4 separate regions of the Homo sapiens genome follow, and regions 2, 3 and 4 are each linked to region 1. The links are chromatin contacts, found by Hi-C or POLR2A ChIA-PET in ENCODE. All regions are on one chromosome and are shown on one strand. Each heading gives the region's core, a stretch centred on a gene start or an enhancer-like site at or near the end of the contact. The rest is flanking DNA. Distances are from core to core; before and after follow the strand shown.

Evidence for each region. Hi-C counts contacts between places; a loop is a spot of excess contacts on that map. ChIA-PET counts read pairs that join two places held with the same protein, here RNA polymerase II (POLR2A). Pooled maps may share reads with other maps.
Region 2: a pooled map shows a loop between it and region 1 (8-fold over the local background). The contact joins two enhancer-like sites. A Hi-C loop is called at or near these places in 1 of 168 maps with a recorded cell type or tissue (naive thymus-derived CD4-positive, alpha-beta T cell) and 8 of 50 pooled maps. POLR2A ChIA-PET finds 5 or more read pairs at or near these places in 1 of 52 experiments (T-cell).
Region 3: a map with no recorded cell type shows a loop between it and region 1 (11-fold over the local background). The contact joins two enhancer-like sites. A Hi-C loop is called at or near these places in 1 of 37 single-sample maps with no recorded cell type and 6 of 50 pooled maps. POLR2A ChIA-PET finds 5 or more read pairs at or near these places in 1 of 52 experiments (common myeloid progenitor, CD34-positive).
Region 4: a map of HepG2 shows a loop between it and region 1 (7-fold over the local background). The contact joins two enhancer-like sites. A Hi-C loop is called at or near these places in 4 of 168 maps with a recorded cell type or tissue (DLD1, HepG2 and naive thymus-derived CD4-positive, alpha-beta T cell) and 8 of 50 pooled maps. POLR2A ChIA-PET finds 5 or more read pairs at or near these places in 1 of 52 experiments (activated CD4-positive, alpha-beta memory T cell).

Annotation. Positions count from the first base shown.
Region 1 is chr1:182,248,134-182,250,732 of GRCh38, forward strand. The region is part of intron 2 of LINC01344 (long intergenic non-protein coding RNA 1344); the gene reads right to left. Among named protein-coding and RNA genes, the nearest start is that of LINC01344, 65 kb to the right of the region's middle. RefSeq lists an enhancer at 1,079-1,580 and a silencer at 1,135-1,334. Within about 2 kb of position 1,323, at least 3 of the 41 ENCODE cell types and tissues checked have a DNase peak (open chromatin) inside an H3K27ac peak, as active enhancers do.
Region 2 is chr1:182,028,454-182,031,052 of GRCh38, forward strand. No RefSeq gene overlaps it. Among named protein-coding and RNA genes, the nearest start is that of ZNF648, 32 kb to the right of the region's middle. RefSeq lists a silencer at 1,275-1,664. Within about 2 kb of position 1,283, at least 30 of the 41 ENCODE cell types and tissues checked have a DNase peak (open chromatin) inside an H3K27ac peak, as active enhancers do.
Region 3 is chr1:182,425,250-182,427,848 of GRCh38, forward strand. No RefSeq gene overlaps it. Among named protein-coding and RNA genes, the nearest start is that of LINC00272, 19 kb to the left of the region's middle. Within about 2 kb of position 1,287, at least 2 of the 41 ENCODE cell types and tissues checked have a DNase peak (open chromatin) inside an H3K27ac peak, as active enhancers do.
Region 4 is chr1:182,083,793-182,086,391 of GRCh38, forward strand. No RefSeq gene overlaps it. Among named protein-coding and RNA genes, the nearest start is that of ZNF648, 23 kb to the left of the region's middle. RefSeq lists an enhancer at 1,531-1,580. Within about 2 kb of position 1,324, at least 12 of the 41 ENCODE cell types and tissues checked have a DNase peak (open chromatin) inside an H3K27ac peak, as active enhancers do.

The DNA of each region.
Region 1 (2,599 bases), core at 73-2,572:
AAAAAATTCCCGGAGAAGGGTGATATACAAATGTGAGAGAGAGAAGAGGTGAAGAAGTTAAGGCAACTTTTAGGCAGGTGCAAGAATTGAGGAGCACTGTTTAAAGAGCATTCGCTAGGAGTTAGGCTGCCAAGATGTTCTTTGTCTTGACCCTATATATAGTTCACATCATTTTAGTACCATCTTTCCCCATATTTAAAAAAGAGATAATGATACTTCTTATATTTGCAAAAAAAAAAAAAAAAAAACAAGTGAACTTCTTTGGAAGGTTAATAAATCTTTCACATTGGTTTAGTTTGTAACCCAATTTTTTCCATTTTTCCCACTCCTGTTCCCCTATGAAGTCATTTAAATCTTCACACCAAAATGGAATTGCAGCTGCCTTCTCTGAGCACTCGGGGTAACTGCATGTACTTTTCTTCTTAAGTTTTATTTTAGGTTCAGGGGTACATGTGAAGGTTTGTTATATAACTAAACTCGTGGCATGGGGGTTTGTTGTACAGGTTATTTCACCACCCAGTATTAAACCCTGTACCCGATAGTTATCTTTTCCGCTCCTCTCCCTCCTCCCACCCTCCACCCTCTAGTAGACCCCAGTGTCTATTGTTCCCCTCTTTGCGTTCATGAATTCTCATCATTTAGCTCCTAATTATTAGTGAGAACATGAGGTGTTTGGTTTTCTGTTCCTGCGTTAGTTTGCTATTTCCAGTGCTTTTCTGTGTCTGCCTTCCCCACAAAACTGGAAACTCCCCCAGGGTGGCCACGGCATCTCATTCCTCCCCGCAACCCCGGGCCCTTGCTGGGTTAGGTTCTGGGATTTAGTAAGCAGTGAAATGTTTGCTAAAGGAATGAATGAACCCCTGGGCATTCCATTTATTACCTCAAGGTATCCCCTCACTAAAGCTTTGAGTTAGATAATACTTTGGGAAAACAACAGGGAGTGAATGATGAGGACTGTCTGAATATATGTCCTGCTTAAAGCATTTTTTTTTTAAATCTTAAAATACAACTGTAAACAAAATTTCAACCTATGAACTTCTAGGTTATAACTTCTGAAAGGTAGGTACTGTCATTCCCATTTACCAAGCGAGAAACCTAAGACTAACTTTCTTGCAGTCACATTGAAAGTTTCTGACTCAGAACAAGCATCCTGGCTTTTAGTCTTAGCTCACAGATTTCCTCTCAAAAGTGTGGCTCTTTTATGAGCGCTTAGCTGTGAGAGAATGAGCAGTCAGTCGGTGGTAAGAACAAGTAATTCATGAACCTTTCCAGAGGATCAGTAAACAGACCTTCGCCGCCGCCCCTGCCTTCCTGCACTCCGCCCTTTGACAATGTTTGCGTCCCATCCTAAGGTCTCCAGGGTGGAACCTGCCCAGATGGTGTGAGAGGAGGAGCTTAGTTAAGCAAGAGGCATGTATAATGAAGCTTCGAGTGAACTAGCTAAGAAGAAACATGCAGGCCAGGCCCGGTGGCTCACGCCTGTAATCCCAAAACTTTGGGAAGCCGAGGCGGGAGGATCACTCGGTCAGGAGATCGAGACCATCCTGGCCAACATGGTGAAACCCTGTCTCTACTAAAAATACAAAAAATTAGCCAGGCGTGGTGGCACATGCCTGTAATCTCAGCTACTATGGAGCCTGAGGCAGGAGAATTGCTAGAACCCGGGAGGCGGAGGTTGCAATGAGCCAAGATCGCACCACTGCACTCCAGCCTGGTGACAGAGCAAGACTCCAGCTCAAAAAAAAAAAAAAAAATAGTAACATGCAGAAGAAAACCCAATGAAGACTGCTATAGAAGTTGTTTGGCATTTCCTAGGTTGGAGAGGGATGGGGTGGAGACCTAGAACTATCATCGTCATAGCTGGTCAGTCCTTGGCTTCACTCCACAGGATTTATCCTTTTTACTGAGGCTGTCCTATCTCCTTGGTACACCTATTAGTCTAGTGGGGACCAGTAGTTCATGTTCCTACATATTTATGCAGGATTAGCAAACTGGTGTGTGTCATTGTCATTAACATCATCATCTCCATCATCACCACCACCACCATTGCCACCATGCCCAGCACCTCATAGTTTACCAAGTGTTTTCGTATTCACCTTCTCACTCTGTGCTGACAACAGCCCTTTGTGGACAGCTCTGTTGTTGTGATCATGTGTACTAAAATCACTGGCTTTTCCTTGGGCCTTCAAATGAGTATTTTCATAGTATGAGAGTAGAGATAGGGTCAGAAAAAGTACTATTAAATAACCTAGGAGAGAAGAACCCTTTATAATACTTTGCCTTTGTGAGTCACTTGGTGGGGGTCACCTATTTAGCACTTCTGCTAGTTTTTTGCTACTAAGGATGCTAACCAAAATAAAAATAAGGACATTAAGAAGATAGATTATAATAACCAGAGTAATTTCCCAAATTCTCCTTTTGAAAAACAAGACTAAGGCCCACTGAGTCAAGTCATATGTGGAATGAAAATGTAATGAAATAATAGTAAATAATAATAGTACTATATATAAATGTTTAGCTCTTTGAAAAGTGCTTTTGTCTAATTTGGCCTCACAACTACTTTCAAGTTATTAAAATAATCATTATCTCCATTTTAAAG
Region 2 (2,599 bases), core at 33-2,532, 220 kb before region 1:
AGGTTTGTTTACACCAGCATCACAACAAACATGTGAGTAATACATTGCGGTACAGTGTTACAATGGCTTTGTCGCTAGGTGATAAGAATTTTTCAGCTCCATTATAATCTTATGGGACTAATGTCATATATGTAGTCCATCGATGATCAAAATGTCATTATGGGGCACATGACTATAAATGTACCTCTTGAGGACTGGCCTTTCTGACAGCTTTTTTTTTTAGTTTTGAGGATCAAACCCTTGGGGCCATTGATTCATTGGATCATTCAGCAAATGATCAAATGGGTAATTTGCGGTACAATCTAAGCAAAGGAAAACCTGAAGATGTCCATTTCTTCAAGGAAGCTCTAATCTGGAACAGCAATAAATTCTCTACGCAAAAGAGAAACACTCAAGGCAGTAAGGTAACAGCTCTGAAAGTGCTAAAAATATGGAGGGGAGCGAGCGATAACTTGTATGGTCACCATTGACCTTGCTGATGCAGAAATAAATCATCTTTACTCTTCATTCTCTTGAATTCTCACCTACCCTGCCACCTCATCCAAAATTTGTTAATTCTATGTGCAAAACATCTTTCAAATCCACCCCTCTCTCTTCATCCTCACTGCCCCCATCCTAGTCCACATCAATGCCAGTCTTCTGATTTTCCTGTCCCTAGTCTGATCTTCTCCCAATGCACTCTGCAGAGTGACCTTTATGAAATGTAGATCTGATTATGCCACGTTCCCACTTTAAAAGCCTCTAGAGGTGTGAACCTCTAGAGTCTTCTAGAATCTGACTTCCATTCTCTGTCCAGCTTTATTTCTTGCTGGACTACTCTATGCTCCAGCCATATTGGTCAAAAATTGTTTTAGTTTCTGGAACCTATGGTGATCCTCTCACCGAGGCCTGCTATTTTCTCTTACTGGAACTCTGTCCCCTCCCCTGGGCACCCTCCCGCCTCTGGCCTAGCGAATTCCTTCCATCTTCCGGTCTCAGTTCCTCCAAGAAACCTTCTCACCTAACCCGTCCGGTCAGGGTACTTTCCTTACCTAACACCCACTCCCTCGTTTACTTCTCTTTGGCTGGACTGAAGTTGGGCAGGGCAGGGGCTAGTCTGCCTTCTTCTGGGCCCAACCCTCCCGGCCGGCACCACAGGCATTACAGGTACTCTGTGCACTCAGGCTGCGCAGACCCGCAGCTTCCTATCCTGTAGCTCACTTTCCTCTGAGGCGGGCTGGAGGCGGAGCTTGTCCGCTGGGGGTGGGGCTCAAAGCTGGGGCGGGGATACGGAGCAAAACTTAAGAGGAAGATGAGAAGCCTGGTTGGCCAGGAGGCTTATCTGTCAGGACAGGGGGCGGGGCCTGGGGGGCCGTACCTTTGCTTACCGCGAGTGGGCGGGGCAGGTTTTACCGCCGCGGCCCATCAGCGAAGATCGCTGAGCGGCGCCCGCCTTGCGGGCCTCCAGGACCCGGCCGCCGCCATCCGGTGGGAAGCCGGGTGGCCTGCGGGTGAGGGGGGCGAGGCGGACGGAGGGCACCACACCCCCCGGGGGGCGGGGCGGGCGGAGAGCACCCTACATCCGGGAGCCGGGGCGGCGCCTGGAGAGCGGAGCAGGCAGCGCTTTCTGCCCGCTGAGTGGGTCAGGCGCCGCCCCCTTGTGGTCTCGGCCTGCGGGCAGCCCTTTGGAGCGCGCGGGAACCGGACGCCCGCCCGAGGAGAGAGGATCCAGGAGACCACTCCGGGCGGGATCCGCGGAGCCTGGGGCCGGGCGGTTGGCCCACATTATAAGAGGGCCTGCGTTGCTTCTACCTCAAAGGCTTTAGGGTGTTTGTTAATTCCCCGCCCCCCAACCTGATGATGCTCCAGGTATTTACAGGCAGGTGCCCCATAGGCTGTTTACTGGGAAGCAGAATTGGTGGACTCCGTTCGGGGATATGAGGAAAGATCCATAAGCAGAGAGAATAAAGCCTTTGCACTTACATTTTACTTCTCTTATCCCTCACCTCTACCACCTTTCCCCTTGACCCCCAATGGGCTGCAGGTCACATCATCTTGTCCTTGATATATTCAGAAAATAGAAGCCCCTCAAACAACTTAGAAGCAGTCCCCGCATGTCACCAAATAATAGACCACAGCTGGCATGTGAATGCTACCAGTTAGAGATGTGTAGTAGTTTGTAATTTCCTCATGAATAGTTCAAACTAGAGATTTCTAAATTATTACTAAATTTTAGTATTAATCTAAATATTGTTAATAGATTTTTGTATTATTACTAAATGCATAATCTTTGGAGCAGAAGTTGTGGGAAAAGAAGATTTGGACAAATACCTGACAAGTTACCCGGTATTTTACTTTCTTTGAAGCAATTAAAGAGGTCTGTGTCTTGTCTTGAATAATTAATTTACTTAGGTTGCTGTTTAAAATGCTTTTAAATTTTCAAAACACATCTGTGAGGAGAGGTCTCCACATCTTCAGTTGAAAACTGGAAGAAGCAAAAGGAATAGAGTGTTTATCTTTGAAAAAAGCACACCTAACTAAAATAATAATAAAAAATATGCAGGTGGATAGAAACTCAACAGCTTTCTTCATAGGGTTTGAAACCATAACTGAAGGAAAG
Region 3 (2,599 bases), core at 37-2,536, 180 kb after region 1:
ATTGAGCAGAAATGGCTATTATGCCATCAAAGTATAAGTGGCACAGTATATTATATATGAAATTTTTTTTGAGACAGGGTCTTGTGCTATCAGCCAGGCTAGAGTGCAGTGGAACAATCACAGCTCACTGCAGCTGTGACTTCCCAGACTCAAGTGATGCTCCCACCTAAGTTGGTGGGACTACAGGCATGCACCACCACACCCAGCTAATTTTTTATTTTTTGTAGAGATGGGGTCTTGTCATGTTGCCCAGGCTAGTCTTGAACTCCTGGGCTGAAGCCATCCTCCTATCTTGGCTTCCCAAAGTGCTGGGAGTAAAGGTGTGAGCAATCACACCTGGCCTATGTATGATACTTTTTAAAAATTATTATTTTTTTCCTTTTTGAGACAGAGTCTCCCTCAGTCACCTAGGCTGGAGTGCAGTGCCACTATCTTGCCTCACTGCAACTTCCGCCTCCCAGGTTCAAGCGATTCTCCTGCCTCAGCCTCCCGCGTAGCTGGGGTTACAGGTGCCTGCCACCACGCCTGGCTAATTTTTGTATTTTTAGTAGAGATAGGTTTTTACCATGTTGGCCAGGCTGGTCTTGAACTCCTGACCTCAGGTGATCCGCCTGCCTTGACCACCCCAAAGTGCTGGGATTACAGGCATGAGCTACTGTGCCTGGCTAAAAAATTAATTTAGAAAAACTGGAAAACTGAAAAAGAAAAAGAAAGAAGGGATGAAAGTTCTTGTCCTGGGTCTACCAAAAGGGTGGCAAATAAGCCTTTGTGTTCCTGAAGTCTGGATCCTTCTAGTCACCCAGGAGAGAAGACAGTTTTTTTGTTTTGCTTTGTTTTTTGTTTTTTCCCTAAAATGCAAGCCCCTTCTGGTGGTACAGTACTCAAACTATTGAAGAAGGGTCAGGATGGACCTTTTGGGTTTTAGGAGATTAAAAAGCAAGCAACAGTCCACCCTGCAAGAAATCCCAGAGACTGGGAAGGGCACAAGACTGTGGGTTTGGCTGGCAGTAGATGCAATCACTCATTCTGAGCAAGACCTCAGAGGAAACAGCAAGAGCTGATGGGATCCAGTGGGTCAGAAGGCTCTGAGGCCCATGAAAGGAGCACTGGTGTTGGAGGTGGCTCAGGGTGAATGTGGTCGCTCAGAGAGCTGTCCTCCTAAAAAAGCCCCTGCTGGCTTGAGCAGGAACCAAGCTGTGGCAGCCCCTTTATTTCAGTGGGCTACAGCACTAGGGAGCTATGAAGTCAGTTCCCCATGGTAGATGAGGGTGAGAGGTGGAGGGTAAGAAGGGTGGGGACTTGTTACCATAGCAACGTCAAGAACACTATTCATGCCTCTCCCTTTTCTGAGAATGGTTGGCTATTCAACAGATTTTGAGACTGTATTAGCCGTGGGATTCTTAGAGAAAAGGGGAAATCGAGGTGGATGATGAAGGGTCCATTTCCTGACAGTCTTGGGGGCTAAAGCCAGTTTTTTCACTTCAGAAATGAGTGACATGGCCAGACACCATGGCTCACGCCTGTAATCTCAGCACTTTGGGTGGCTGAGCTTGGCCAACATGGTGAAACCCCATCTCCACCAAAAATACAAAAAATTAGCCAGGCATGGTGGCACACACCTGTAATCCCAGTTACTCAGGAGGCTGAGGCATGAGAATCACTTGAACTCGAGAGGCAGAGGTTACAGTGAGCCAAGATTGTGCCACTGCATTCCAGCCTTGGTGACAGAGTGAGACTCCACCTCAAAAAAAAAAAAAGTGAGTAACATTACTTCCGCTCAGAGAGTGTGAAAATGTTTATGTATAATTTTTACATCTGCATAGGCAGAAAATCAGGAAAAATAACTATGTACTCTCTTGCCTGATGTTCTCATAGCCAAGCTGTTGATTCTTATGACCATTCAAATGATGAGAGTTATTTTGATGCACCTGAGTCAACTTTCAGAATGACCCCAATAACTGCAAATTGTTGCTCTGGGTAATATGAAAGTTCTCACTTCTCTTGATGGGAAACTCAAGCAAGTTTCCTCTCGCAGTGGCATATTCAGGGCCCAGGCCTGATTTTCAATGTGGTGTGGCACAAGGCTGTTCTGGAACATCTTGGGCTGGGTAACTATTAATACTTGGCTAAAGCACCACAGTACCAAATCTTGTTGATGCAGGGGGACTGGTAAGACCACCTAGGAGGGACTTCATGTTCTCAGAGGCCTTAAAGTAGCAGACCCTCATCTGTTTCCCTCACCTGAGAAACTGGGCTGTCTTTTATGGGTGTGAGTCCATGGTGGAAATAATGCTAATGAGAGTGGGCAGGTACTCTTACTTATAATCTGAAAAGGGTTTAGCAGGCTAAACCTTACACTGAAAAGGGTTTAATGGGTGATTTGTCGTGCTCTAACCTTGACTTAAGTAGTTTGGATTTTCTGTACTTGGCTCTCTTATGTCTCTCCTTCCAAGGACAGGAGAAATGGAAATCCTTTTCAGGTGGCCCAGGACTCCATTCCAGTCCAGCAATGTTCTCTGATTTTTCCTGAGTATTAAAGGTTCCTGATGAGAATGGAGAGGAGGAGAGAGAGTCACACTAAGGACCCTCCTGTGGGAGG
Region 4 (2,599 bases), core at 74-2,573, 160 kb before region 1:
AGGAAAGGGCTTCGAGAGTCTATGCTCATCCTCCTCATCCTGTCACTGAAAATTAAACCAAGGTCAAGAGGACAAGTTTTTTGCTCCAAATCACTGAGAAGTGTACTGCTCTCTCTCTAATTGTTTCAATAACAGGGGCCCTGTCTTGATCTCCTTTGCACCCATGACCTATATGAATCTGCTATAAACCCTGGTACAAGAACATTGAGTTCCTTTATTTCCTCATTGTGGTTTGAACTGGTATTTCTCTACTTCTGGGACAATGTCAAGGTTCGCGAGTCCCTCACAGAGTCAAGGAGGCTGATCCTTGGGCATTTGTCCAAGTGGGTTACAAGGGTGACATCTGGGGCTCTTTCAGCCTGTATCACAGGTCTCTGGCTTCAGGATGCATCTCTGCCATTCTGAGGACCTGGGAATTCATTGTAAGGCTGACATCCAGAGCTTCCTGGCACTATGCAGACACTTCCCTCTGGGGCTTGATACTTCTCTGGGGCTCTGCGGGGACCAGGGTGGGGCAGTGGCCTGGAGTCCTCTCCCCACACTGACCCAGAGAACTGTCTACTAGGGGAGGCATCTTCCCTGCCTCCTGCTTCCTTGGGTTGCATTGCTTTGTCTCTCAAACCCAGGCCTCCCTCTTGTTTTTCACCATAGATCTGGAGGGCCCCTAAACCCTAATGATTAGCAACTGAAAAACTTGTTTTTCCTTTCTCTTAACCTTTTAAACCTGCCCAGAAATTGAGGGAAAAAAAGGTTTGTAGTCTGTCCTCTTGGGGGCAGCAAAGAGGTGCATTAAAAATGTAGCAATTAAGTTTCTATTTAAAAGGCCAGCAATTCACATCTTGCTCATCCTTTTACCTGGAATCTTCTCCATTTTTCAACTGGTTAATGCTGGCTTATCCTTCAGGACTCAGCTCAGACATCACCGCAGATAGAAGTGACTCATATTCATGAATCACCCCCACTTCTCACTCCCTTCTGCAAAAGTGGGGCTTTGCTTTATTGTCCTCTGTATTGCCAGCCCCCTCATATCAAGTGCTCCACAAACACATGCTGACTTGCACTGAATTCAAGGCAAAGTGGTGGGTAAGTGAGATCCACTTGTTGACTAGTGGCTTCCCAGGGAAGATAGACTTAAACAAGAGGCACCAAAAGAGGCGCGTGTTTGGGGGACATTCCACTTCCTAGAATAAGATATTCAAACGCAGAGCCAGAGAAGGAGGACAGGGAGGCCTCTCCCGGCTCCCTGCCTCTATTTACACCAGGCATTCAGAGTGGGGGACAGTTCTAAGACTGACCAGGAGGTGGCAGCGTTGCCCCTTGGATGAGGGACTCCCTTCAGCAGGACAGAGGCAAAGGACACCGCCTCTCTAGCTCTGGGAGGAAGTCACCAGGAGGCCTCCCCTAGGCCAGTCTCAGAGGGCCAGGATGCCAGCTGCCTTGCACACAGTAGGGATCTATAGCCATGTGTGGATCCAACGTGGTTTTGTTTGTTTGTTTTTGAGACAGAGTTTTGCTCTTGTTGCCCAGGCTGGAGTGTAGTGGTGCGATCATGGCTCTCTGCAACCTCCGCCTCCTGGGTTCAAGTGATTCTTGTGCCTCAGCCTCCTGAGTAGCTAGGACTACAGATGCCCGCCACCACATCCGGCTAATTTTTGTGTTTTTAGTAGAGACAGGGTTTCACCATGTTGGCCAGGCTAGTCTCGAACTCCTGACCTCAAGTGATCCTCCTGCCTCTGCCTCCCAAAGTGCTGGGATCATAGGCGTGAGCCACCACACCCAGCCCCACATGTTCTTATTCTAAGCTTTGCTAGGGGCTTTGCATGGGAAAGGAAGGAAGGAAGAGTGGGAGAGAGGGAGGGAGGGAGAGAAGGGACTCAGGCCTTAACCTAGAACCCCTGCATCAGAGTCTCTTGGATGGTTCCTGGGAATCCTCAGGTGATTCTGATGGAGGCAGGCACAATTCTCCCTTGTGTGACTAATTTCCCAAGGCCTCGCCTTTCAATCACAGAACTGATTTTATCCATTGTGAAAACCTAATGCAGACCCCAGCGCACGCCTCCTGCTCTCCCTCAGCTGGGAGGCTGACCGAGGTATTTTAGGCATCCCGCCAGAGATGGCTGCTAGGTTGCAAAGACAAGCAGTGCCCTCCTGGGCACAGCCCTATGCCCCCCAGTGGGCACTCCCTCTCTCCTTCTCATCCTATCTTCAGCTTTGGCATGAGTGGCTGGCCTGACACAGCCCACCTCACCCCAGCAGTGGCGCCCCAGGCTGAGCTTCAACCCAACTCTTGGGTAAGCAGCAGGGAAACTGAGGAGTATTTCACAGTTAGTCTCTGTCCCCTCTCAAACAGGCAGTATTTTCAGGAGTCCTTCGTGACATTGAGGCCTGTGGGGGACATCTTGATGTTGACTGGGGGCACACGTTGGCAGGGCTACCCCCATGTGGAAAATCTTGGCTGGGGTGGCGGGCTTTTGGTTTTAACAACAAGTGACTCAATTGTTGTCCCTTCTTCCTGCAGCCTCCCCAAGTCACTGCCCACAGATGGCCCTGGGCAGAAAGTGGTCAAAGAGAGTGAAGCCCGGGGGAGGAAAGCTCGGGT